Regions from separate parts of the Mus musculus genome. Here region 2 is linked to region 1. Evidence: chromatin loops called from intact Hi-C (ENCODE). Cell type or tissue: heart. All regions are shown on one strand. Each heading gives the region's core, and the rest is flanking DNA. Links, peaks and the distances in the headings are about the cores only.

The links. Peaks named below come from ENCODE experiments on the same cell type or tissue, not always from the same donor. Only the 100,000 strongest peaks of a DNase experiment are listed, where the experiment ranks them.
Region 2: it touches region 1 in a loop (2.2-fold over the local background); 1 of 42 quality-filtered maps calls a loop at or near these places.

The regions. Positions count from the first base shown.
Region 1 is chr15:93,516,459-93,521,830 of GRCm38, forward strand. The region is part of intron 1 of Prickle1 (prickle planar cell polarity protein 1); the gene reads right to left. Among named protein-coding and RNA genes, the nearest start is that of Prickle1, 77 kb to the right of the region's middle. In heart, for the core only: CTCF peaks have their summits at 2,578 (motif pointing right) and 2,781; DNase peaks (open chromatin) are centred at 1,973, 2,603, 2,933 and 3,503; H3K4me3 peaks cover 3,608 bases; H3K27ac peaks cover 4,460 bases.
Region 2 is chr15:93,697,608-93,702,979 of GRCm38, forward strand. It overlaps Gm41387 (a long non-coding RNA gene), which reads left to right. Exons shown (of 3, transcript XR_875601.1): 2 at 709-841; 3 at 932-1,039. It overlaps Gm41386 (a long non-coding RNA gene), which reads right to left. Exons shown (of 7, transcript XR_875596.1): 5 at 4,077-4,188; 6 at 2,760-2,825; 7 at 1-102. Among named protein-coding and RNA genes, the nearest start is that of Gm30339, 6.2 kb to the right of the region's middle. In heart, for the core only: a CTCF peak has its summit at 2,644; DNase peaks (open chromatin) are centred at 984 and 2,654; H3K4me3 peaks cover 1,241 bases; H3K27ac peaks cover 2,914 bases.

The DNA.
Region 1 (5,372 bases), core at 72-5,071:
ACACTTCAGAACTGTGACTTTACTACAGTTATGAATTGTAACAAAGATCTGATATACAAAATGTCTGACATGAGACCCCTGTGGGGTTTGTGACCACAGGTTGAGGACTGCTGCTCTAAAGTGTTTTCTTTCTTTCTTTTAAAATTTTTTTCTTTTCTTTTCTTTCTTTTTTTTTTTTTTTTTGAGACAGGGTTTCTCTGTATAGCCCTGGCTATCCTGGAACTCACTTTGTAGACCAGGCTGGCCTCGAACTCAGAAATTTGCCTGCCTCTGCCTCCCGAGTGCTGGGATTAAAGGTGTGTGACACCATGCCCGGCTTTAAAATTTTTTAAATTTTTTAAATGCATTTTTTTTGTTTATATAATGAATACACTGTAGCTGTCTTCAGACACACCAGAAGAGGGCATTGGATCCCATTACAGATGGTTGTGAGCCACCATGTGGTTGCTGGGAGTTGAACCCAGGACCTCTGGAAGAGCAGTCAGTGCTTTTAACCGCTGAGTCATCCATCTCTTCAGCCCATCTAGAGCGTTTTCTAAGTCAACAACATCAAATAAAGTTCCAGAAGCAGCCGCGCTGTAGGGAATGAGAAAAGATGCCAGAGGGTGTTCCTGGCCATCTAAGAAGAGTGGTATTGAAAATTATGACCAGGAAAAATGAGAGAAAGGCCTGGGAGGGGCACCTAGTTCCCAAGGAAGCCAGCACCGGAAAGGAAAGCAAACCAAAGTAGCAGGAAAGGGGAAAATGAATCCTATTGGCTTGCGATTGTATAGTTGAAGAGGGGGAGGGGCAACCTGGAAAGGGAGGGAAGCCTGGAGGGAGACAGGAACCTCAGAAGCTTATAATTGTGTCAACTCTGCTGTGGTTTCTAGTAGTCATCGTTTTCTGGGACCAACTCACCAAATCACATCAACTTATGCAAATGTAACAAATGATGCAAATATGAAACAACTGTCAGGGGACTGGAGATGTGGCTCAGCAGTTAAAGAGCACGGGCTGCTTCGCCAAAGGACCCAGGTTCAATTCCCGGCACCCCGTGTGGCAGGTCACACCGGTCTGTAACTCCAGTTCCAGGGGATCCATGGCACCAGGCATGCCCGTGGTGCACATACATGTGCACGCGGGCCAAGTCCCCATACACATAAAACCAATCAAACATCTGTCAATGTTTTTGTGACTATGAAGTCTAAGATCGTAGCACTGGTCACTTCCCAATAAATTTCCACGCTGGCTGCTGTGTGAAGATTGCCCGGATAGTGTAGAATCCTTATGAGACTCTTTAATTAACCTGAACTGATACTGATCTGTGAAATTACTGGGCTGCAGTTCCTTAGGTTTCTGTCCCCTGCTGCTAAGTGCCACCCTTTGAGCTACAGACTTGAACAGCGTCTTTGTTAATCTACTTGTTAACAAGACCCTGGCTCACTGAGGGTGTCACCCCGAGGTCCTTAGTCATTCAGCTAAACATACAGGTCAAATAAGTGTAACCAAGGGCAAATGTGGTAGCATGGAAGCCCGAATACTTCTGTTCTCAAAACACAAATTAGATATACACATTTCCTTGCTTATGCCCTTAGTTTAAAATGAACCCAGAGCGAGCAAAAGTTGGAGTCGAGATTTGAATTTCCCAGTAAGCCACACACAATGATTAACCCTTTCAAACACACAGAAAGAACAGTCCAGACCTGTTGCCTACAGAGACAAAAGGCACTGCTAACATAACCCAAGTCAGCTCTATTTGTGCTGGAAGACCAAGCTTAACAAACTTATCGGAAGGTTGCTAATGCAACTAACTTCCCTTTTTAAAGTACTTCACGCCAGCAATCGGTGGCATTTGGACATTTGCCACTGGGTATTTTCCAGGTAAATCTCCACCCCATTTTCCCAGCTGTTATGTGCCACCAGTTGCCAAAATACTAGGCAGTTTTTCCAAGAGAGTCTGTGGAACTCTTCGACAGCATTCTAACTTCACAAAAGTACATTCCGGGACAGACCGCTTAACAAAAGGAGGAAATTCCATGACAAGGCATGGTACTTTGCCAGAGACACTTCTGGAGCGATCTAAGCTTGCGTACTGTGGCCTGTGACAAATCACGCAAAGCCGTGTCTACCAACACCATCATTTTCCACAGTGGGAGACACATTTTCTCAAAACTGTGTTCCCATCAATCTCTCTCTGATTTTTTTTTTAATTTCTATTTTCGGCAGCGGCCCAAGGAAACGGCGGCCAGACCTGACTCCAATGTACACAGAGACTCGGGTTTCACCCCGTCACCTGTTGGCTCCAGAACAACATCTCCTTTGTGAAACTTACAGCTCTCATGGAACGCGCTTCTCGAGAAAACACTTCCAGAAAGTATGGGAGAAGACTGGAGTCGTCAAAAACAAACAAAAACAAACAAAAAACAAAAATACTCCACACCGCCCGCTTTATCTGCACACGGGTTAACCCAAGCCTTTAAAGACAGGATAGGAAGAAGGATGTCACCATCTTCAGGGACACAGCAGGGGTGAGCACGGCGGGGGCCACCCAGACCTGGGGAGAGCCTCAGTCCTCCGCCCGGGCGGCGGTGACTCTGGCCGCAAGGGGGCGCCTCATCCCGGTCTGCCCGACGCCCTGGTGGCACAGCGGAGGCCAGCGCCCACCCCGCGCTCCTGTCCCCGCGGTCCGGTCCCTTCCACCCGGTGGCAGTCCCTACCCCGTGCCCGCATCCAGCAAGCACTGCGCGCCTGCGCGCCTGCGCACCCGGCGGTGACCCCAGACCCCAAGCCCGACCCTGTCCCCGGTCCCCGGGGCGCACAGACCGTTTGCGTTCGCCGCCGCTCGCTCCACCCCCAGCTCGGCTCCGGCACGGGGCCGCCGGTCGCGGTCGCTCCGTCGCTTTCCAGGAACTGTCACGCTGACCGTCCTCTGGCAGGTGTCCACCGGGGCTTGCCCGCGCACGGCGTTCCTAGAAAAGTTACCCAGACGCCGGAGCTCCGCCGCCCGCCGCGCTCCATCCCCCGTGGCACAGGACTGCGGCCAGCGCGCTGCAGACGGCCCTGGAAGCTTCTGTAAACTTCCCCCGCCCGCAGGTGCACGCGCGGGCGCAGGCGAGTGTGCAAGGGGGCGGTGCTGAGCCTCGAACTCGCGGCCCCACACGCTGGGCTAGGGAGGAGCTCGATGAAGGCTTTACACCCCCAGCCCCAAGGGGCTACAGCTTACACAAATCATCTCCAGGCTGCCCATAACAATGCCAGCAAAAGGCGCGTTTCACCCAGTTCTCACTTGGAAAGGCTCATTAACATACGAATTCTCCCCCCTTAGGACTTTCTTGCATTTAAAAGCAATTCCTGTGGCTTAGAGCCGGAGATTTATTTTTTATCAGTAAACAACGGCGAAAGCAAAGGAGTCAGGCACACGATGCACTTAGGGAAAGCTAGGAAGAGTTTTAACTCCTCCTATCCTTGAAACACCAGAAAACGCCCCGCTGCACGTCCATGTTAATCTTGTTTCTGTGCTATTTATAGGAGCTCTCAGAGAGGAATTTGGCTTCAGCTGTCTGCAGTAAGGGCTCGGAGAAGCAAAAACTGGACCTCAAAGCGAGCCCAGGAAGCAACAACAATTACTAATGATCATTAGGAATTAGCAATCAGGAGAATCCACATTCTAAGCTACAAGCTGTAGTTGGGATCAGGTGAGGGGGATGCCAAAAGAGGGGTGAGGAACAAACTTAGATGCTCCATCCTCCGTAAAAAGCTATGGAATAAACGCACCTTGAATGCCACCAGTTTCTACTTTAAAGCCGTATGGTGATTTTGCAGCATATATTTATTTATATAAGAGAACAATAGCCTATTGTAACTGCGATTTAAAAATACACAGGTTGCCATAAATAGATCCCTCCTCAAGTAAATAGTTGTGTGGCCAAATTCTGTTATCTCTGCTGCATTGTGAAGAAGCAGGGTACAAGCTGGATTTTTTTTTTTTAACGTTGCTAGTTTTTTTTATTTTAAAGTGACAGAGACCAAAGGGTCCTGGCTCTGTTAGAGTAGTTGGGAAACACTACAGACATCACAAACCATTATTTGCAATTCAAGTGGATTCAAGTTTCCCAAATGCTTCCCAGAGAACAAGAAGTCCCTCTGTCCTGAGAACACCGGAGTTTGTGGGAAAACCTCTAATGAGCCCATTTCCCCGTTGATCTGTGAGATTCACCAGTGAGAGTTGTGTCCGAGTCAGACTGCTCTTTAACTCGTGACTTTGGTCAAATTTTACAATTTTATTTTTGGACAAGGGTTTTTCATACAGCGTAGGCCACACTGCCCTCAGATTTGCTGTTTATCCTAGCCTGACCTCCCAAGTGCTGGGGTTATCAGAGCAAACCACTATATCAGTCTCAATTTCCCCATTTCCTATTTCATTCTGTTTGACTTTCTCAGAGAATACATGGGCTACAGGCATCCTTAGAACAAATGTACAACCAGCCAACAGACTTTTACATCACCCTCTAAACCGGCATGTTAGTAAAATGCAGATTATATGCTGCCAGGCTGACCCCTTTTTAACAAGAACTCTTAAAGGAGAGTTAGCTCCACACTGAATGTGGAGAGGCGCAAATATCCCCACTCCATCCATCCTGTGGTGAGGTTTATCTGTATTAAATGTAGCCAGCTGTGGGTGTGTTACAAGGTAGCTACTTGTAAATACTGTTTGCTACTTTTCCAGCAGGTACTGTCAACTTCTCTATTGTGTTCCTGCCCAAGAAGCAGTTTGGAGACAGTTAGAAACTTCCTACTAACTTTCAATCTGAATGAGACGGACCTTTCCGTCTGGTCTGAAAGGCACTGCTATTGTCAACAGTGAACTTATGCAGATGGAAGCAATCCCCCCCAGCTGGCATCCTTTTGTTTCAGCTAGGTAGAATATTCAGTTATTTGATGATCACACTTTAGGGGGCTGAGAAAGGAAACTCAGAGATTCTCAGGGTTAGCTTCCTCCCTCTTCATTTCCACAGAGAGGGTCCTCCACCCCCACTTTCTCCTCCACCCCCACTTTCTCCTCCACCCCCCACTTACTCCTCAAAAGCCCCAGCCTCCCCTTTGGCCTCACAACACTTAGCGCGGCCTGGCACCGTGTGCCTATTTAGTCGTCACCTTACTATTATTGTTCTGTGGAGGACTTCTGGCGTTCACTGGCGTGTTCTCAGCACTGTGCCCAGGGCGGTGAGTCCCAGTTAAGTGAATATATGATTCTCACCCGTTCTTCCCAGGTCCATACCTTATCCAAGTACATTAGTATATTTCTAAACATAAGCGGTTATCCTAGGGATGGGGTTGATTTAGGAAAATAAGTGTGCCAAGGGCAGAGAAACAAAGAGCTACTATTTTGT
Region 2 (5,372 bases), core at 165-5,164, 180 kb after region 1:
ACATAGACTTGGGCTGTTTTCTGGTTTGGCACCAACTGGCTATGTGACAACACCAAACTCCTTAGCTCTCTTCTCTTCATGCCTGGCGGGGCGTGGGGTAGGCTGGGGATGAGAGTGGAAGACAAATGACCCCTGTGCATCTATCCATCTCTGGCTATTTTTCTTTTTTGTTTTTTTGTTTTCCATGAAAATTAATCCTGACTTGTCCAACTGCCCCACTGTGTGTCTCTCAGAGGCTGACATACACACATGTTTTAAAACTCAAATGTGTACCTTCTACCCTTATTTTTAAGCCATGGTGGCAATCTCTGCCCTAAACTCAGTCCAGCGCTTCATTCCAGAATGATTTCTGTTGTGTGATAGTTGGCTAGGAAAGTATTTTCAAGTCTTTTTAAATTATAGGACAGCATCTCCTCCTCTTCAGGCTTCCAAACTGTAAACATGACCATAATCTTTGACTGTTATCCAAGGCTTTGCTAAAGCTTTAGACAGCAGATATCAAAATCAACCAGCTTTATGCATTGGCTTTACTGTTCTATAAAAATCTTCTGGCAAGCTTCAATATGCTGGTATAACTATAACACGGGGTTTGGGGGGAGAAGACCCCCCATTAATAGGAGAACTGAAGACCAGGCTAACAGGTTTGTTGATGCACTAATATAGAATAATCTCTGCTAACTATAATTAACTCATATGCTCCTGTCACAGGTTGACTCTCCAAATACTTGCCCGTCACGACTGATATTCTTCTGTGAGACGTGAGCAGATGCTCCAACAACTGTCTGGAGCCTTGGAGTGTGTGCCCTTATCCTTGGCAGGAGAAGCGTCTATTTTTAGGAAGGTATTTTGACACTTTACCTCTTGGCTACATTGTCTTTTTAAAAAAAAAAAAAAAGAACCGTCCCAGTGAATAGTCTCCCACTCCCTACAGGGCTACAGGGCGTGCAGAGACACTCAGCCTGAGCTTGTTCGCTGGCAGTCAACTGGCCCAAGACCAAAGCAGCTAATCAGCTCCGGGTTTATTTTGGGGTTGGAGGGTGGTGGGGGTGGGGTGGGGAGGAGATACCTTCTCACACACTGACAGCCTTTCTCTCGGCTTCCTCTCCTACAGGCTGTCCTGGTTAGCTTGACAATTGTCTTGGGACTTCCAATCAAGGTTCCTCTCTGTGAGAAGGAACATGCCTCATGCTGGCTTTTTTTTTCTGAGGACTTTTTCAGAAGGGACCAAAAACATTGTTTCTCTCGTATTCCTGAAAACCGCCTGACTGCTCCGTATTTAGCTCAGGAGAGAGTTAGGGAGGCTGTTGCTGCTGTGCTTTGGGGGGGTGGGGGGGGGATAGCTGGGAACCACGATGAAGAAGCAGCCGTGGCAAACGAGCCAAGTCGAAATGTCTAATTGACATGTAAACAAGAAATGAAAGCAAAGGCATCTCTATAAAACAAAGCAGGACAGAGTGATACCAAAAAGAGACCCACCTAAGCTGGTGAGAACACATGAAGTCACAGCAGAAACGCTGAACTCAGAGCTTCTCCTCTGGGCCCCCGGGGAAGGGCTATGGCACACTTTGCTGACCTGATTCTTGGTTTCCTAGAAATTCATCCTCCCTGTGTTCTCAAGCCCTAAGTCCACAACACAACGGTAAGCGAGGGTAGCGTAAAAACCATCAGGCTGAGGGTAAGGACATTTGCCTACAGCAGGAGGTGCCTTCAGAAGACAAAGAAGAGAAGCCCACTGTTAATGCTGTTTATAGTAAATATTAAAGAAAAAAATTTACAGAGTAGCAGCTGTCAAGTTTTCCTGATATGTAACAAGGTTTAATTTGTTTTGGGGCACTGTGGAAGTCTTAACTTGTTTGCTGGTAAATTTTTTTTCTTAGTGTTTTTCTTTTTAAGGCTCATGAGTTCTCCCCTAACGGATTCTTGAAGTCAGCCACCAGAAGTAGAAAGTATTCAGAAACCCTCTAACATTGTCCCAAGTGAAGGCAGGTCCCTTATGAGGAATCTACATACACTGTTGAGAACCTTATCATGTGTTCAGTCACTTTGGCAAAAACCAAAATACCCCCCCCCTCCTCCCAATCTCCTCAAACTAAAAATCGATCAAATGAACTCCCTCCCCAGAAACAAATAGCTTTTAGGTTGGTCATGTAGTTATCAAATATGATTGATGGCATTTGCTGAGACTCTAGTCGGTGCCAGCAAGGCTGGAGGAGAGAGCAGAGAATTTCCTAGACTTAGAGAATTTTTTTTGGCATTGTCTCCTAAACAATCACACTAAGACCTCCATGTATTGACAGCTCGAAGATTCCAAGAGAGATAATCTGTTCTAAGATTTGGAAAATAATGATGGAGAATCAGGACATTTCCTGAGGATAAATGGCCAGCTGGAGAGAATTAACTCTCAGCCTTAAGTTCAACCCAGTGCCATTAACCCGCCCAGTCCCTGGGCTCGAGCTAGACCGGTGGCCCTGTTTACAGGACACATGCAACTTCCCTGTGGGGGAACCAGAGTGAGGACGACGATTGTTTGTAGAGAACTTATTTCATAAGTTTGAGACTCTCTGGGAATAGCAAGTGTGACTCGTAGGGAAGTTTAATGTTGTTACTGGTGACTGGAGCTGGCCAGGCTGCTCCAGCAGGCGGCAGGGTGGAGACCTGGCACAAGGCCTCTGTCTGTTCATTGTGCCAACAATCCCTGAGCTCGGTGCCATGAGCTTACTGCAGCTCAGCAGATCTATAATCGCAGGCCAGAAACCTACCTTGGCAACCTTTTGAAACTTCTGTCACAATCCTTGGAGAAGCAGCAGAGAAGCAACTGAAGTCAGCTAGGGGGGAAAGAGAGGAAAGAGCAGCTGCCTTGGTGGAGCCATCCTAGAGTAAGAGTTATTACTTTTTGAGGTCTTGGCAATTACACTTCAAAGCCAAGCAGCATCGTCAAAATTTCCCTATTTTCTTTTAATCATTAATGCTACCCTCTATTTGATATTCTTTCAAAGCCCGGCATTCCACAAAGCAAGCGATTAGCAATTCTTACTCCAGAGACAAGCAGAGCAGCAATGGGAAGAAGGAGGTTTCAGTCTTTGCATGGGTTTCCCTCCTGTGACTGGGACGATATTGCTACTTGAGCTCTTTGACTGTAAGTCCAGTGCAATGTATACATCATTTGCATTTTCCCAAAGTCTTAGCAGTCAAACGGAGCACGTTTTAAATGGTAGAAAAACCTTCACTCCAGCATCACAGCCTTGAAAAACTCACATCTTACTTTTTAAATTAAATGGGGTTTCAAAATGGTATGTCTAAGTATATAAATGGATAACTGGGGGGGGGGGTACAATTACTTAAAAAAATCATTCCCTCTTGCATTTATAATACATTTTAGAGTGAGCAATGAATATTTTATGCAGAACCTATTTTCAACCCGAAGATGGTTTACATTTAAAATTCTCTATTCAAACGTGTTCCCACAAAGAGAGCGACCCATTGTCAGCTCTCCATTGTTTCCATGTCCAGGCTGCTGTCAGAAGGGAGCATTCGGTGATATTCCAGGAGCGAGTTTTCATTTGTTCAAGAAACTGGTAGAGCCCATTTATGCTAATGTGTTATGCTTAGCTGACCTTTGATTCCACACGTGACTGCACAAGCAAATAACCAGCAAAGATGGACGCTTGGCATTGAGCTCTGGGCTCTGGAGCGGGAGATTCAGGTTAAAATAGGATTTGTTGCTATAGGCTCTTCTTGCTTAGCTTTCACAGAAAATGGCGGGCGTGTGAGTGGTGTGGACAAAGACTTGAGAAGGGATAATGTATGCTGAGTGCTGTCTGCTGTAGTGGGTGCCCTTGACCTAGCTCCTGTGCTCTGAGGTGTCCTTCCTTTCCCCTGTCCTCTCTTGGGGAAGTTTGGGACTCCCTGCTTTTGGTACAAGAATAACTGAGCTGAAAGCTGTCTTTCATCCAGCAAGACCCAGAACACATAAATACCTTCTATCAGAAGCCACCTGACCCTCAGGAGCTAGTTAGTGCTCACTGTATTATATTCTCTGTAGCATGGACGATGAATTACGAATAAATAGAACTTACAGATTCAGAGAGGGGTAGACCAGAAGGAGCTTTGGAGAGCATTCCGTACAAGGAGCTTCTGTTCTCCATAGTCTGGCTGATCAGAAAAGAGCTAGGAAGTGGGGTTCAGCCTCTGCAATAAAAACAGGTCAGCTTTCATTTTATATATATTGTGGTTCTAAGTAGGACTCTTTTTTTTAGAGCAAGAACATTCTGTCATCACCCCACCCCACAACCCCTCACTTAAAGCTTCTGAGAACCCCTGGTGACTTCCTTTTACTGCCAAGGAACTAGAGGTCTAGAGAAATGCATCGTAGCCGAATGTTGCTGCAAATATGGAGATGCCTATCCAGCCCTGGTTTTCTGGTTTAAACTGGATGGGGTTAGCATGTCACTACCTTTTCTTGAGTCTTCTTGTCTGGAAAGCCTTGAACAGAGTGTCAACATCCTGTTTCTCTGTTATCTCTTATAATCCTTGGGTGTGTACAGTTAAGCATGTGTGAAATATGTGGGGACTGGCATATGTATGCATGCACGCGTGCATGCACGTACTTGCTTGCACCAGGCTATGGGTATGAAAACAGTAACGCAACAAATCTCCAGACCTTCGGGATCCAGTGGGACACTTCATAGCTGAGGGGGACAGTGCTTGGAATACGTTTTTTTTAGCTTTCCATATTATGGCATGTGCTGGTACTGTGGTAGCTCATGATAAATACGGTCCCCAATCCTTTGACCTCTCTGCCACCAACATGACTCTGAAACTCATGGAGACTAGAGATCTCTCAGTGCTGAGGGAGGTTATAAGGAGAATGAGAGTTTAGTGTTCTTAGCATTGTACCCAGGCCATTCGTATAGAGCAAGTCAAGGCCCACGTCGACAGGTCCATGTCGACAGGTCACTGTTATCAATTCTGGAATGGTCAAGGAACTCATAGTGACAGTTAGGGTCTGAATGTTTTGAACTTTACATTGCTACATTGTTGAACCCTAGATTGCTGACAGGACAGTTATGCCCTTCCCCCACATAACTGGGGGTTCTATCCAGTTCCATTTAGTACAAGAAACACATCTGCAGTCCTCCTCAAGGCCAGGCACAAGCTGTCAGCCCCTGTGGAGGGAAGACTCTTGGAGTTCACTTAGCTCTTGGTGTTCAGCTTTCATTATAAAAGATCATTCAAACATAATGCCACATTGTTGATGGAAATAAAAGAAAGAATGTTGCTGCCATGGAAATCAGTATGGAGCTTCCTCAAACAAACCAACAAAAAGTAGGATGACCATATGGTCTGGAAACTCCACTGCTATTCATTCTCTG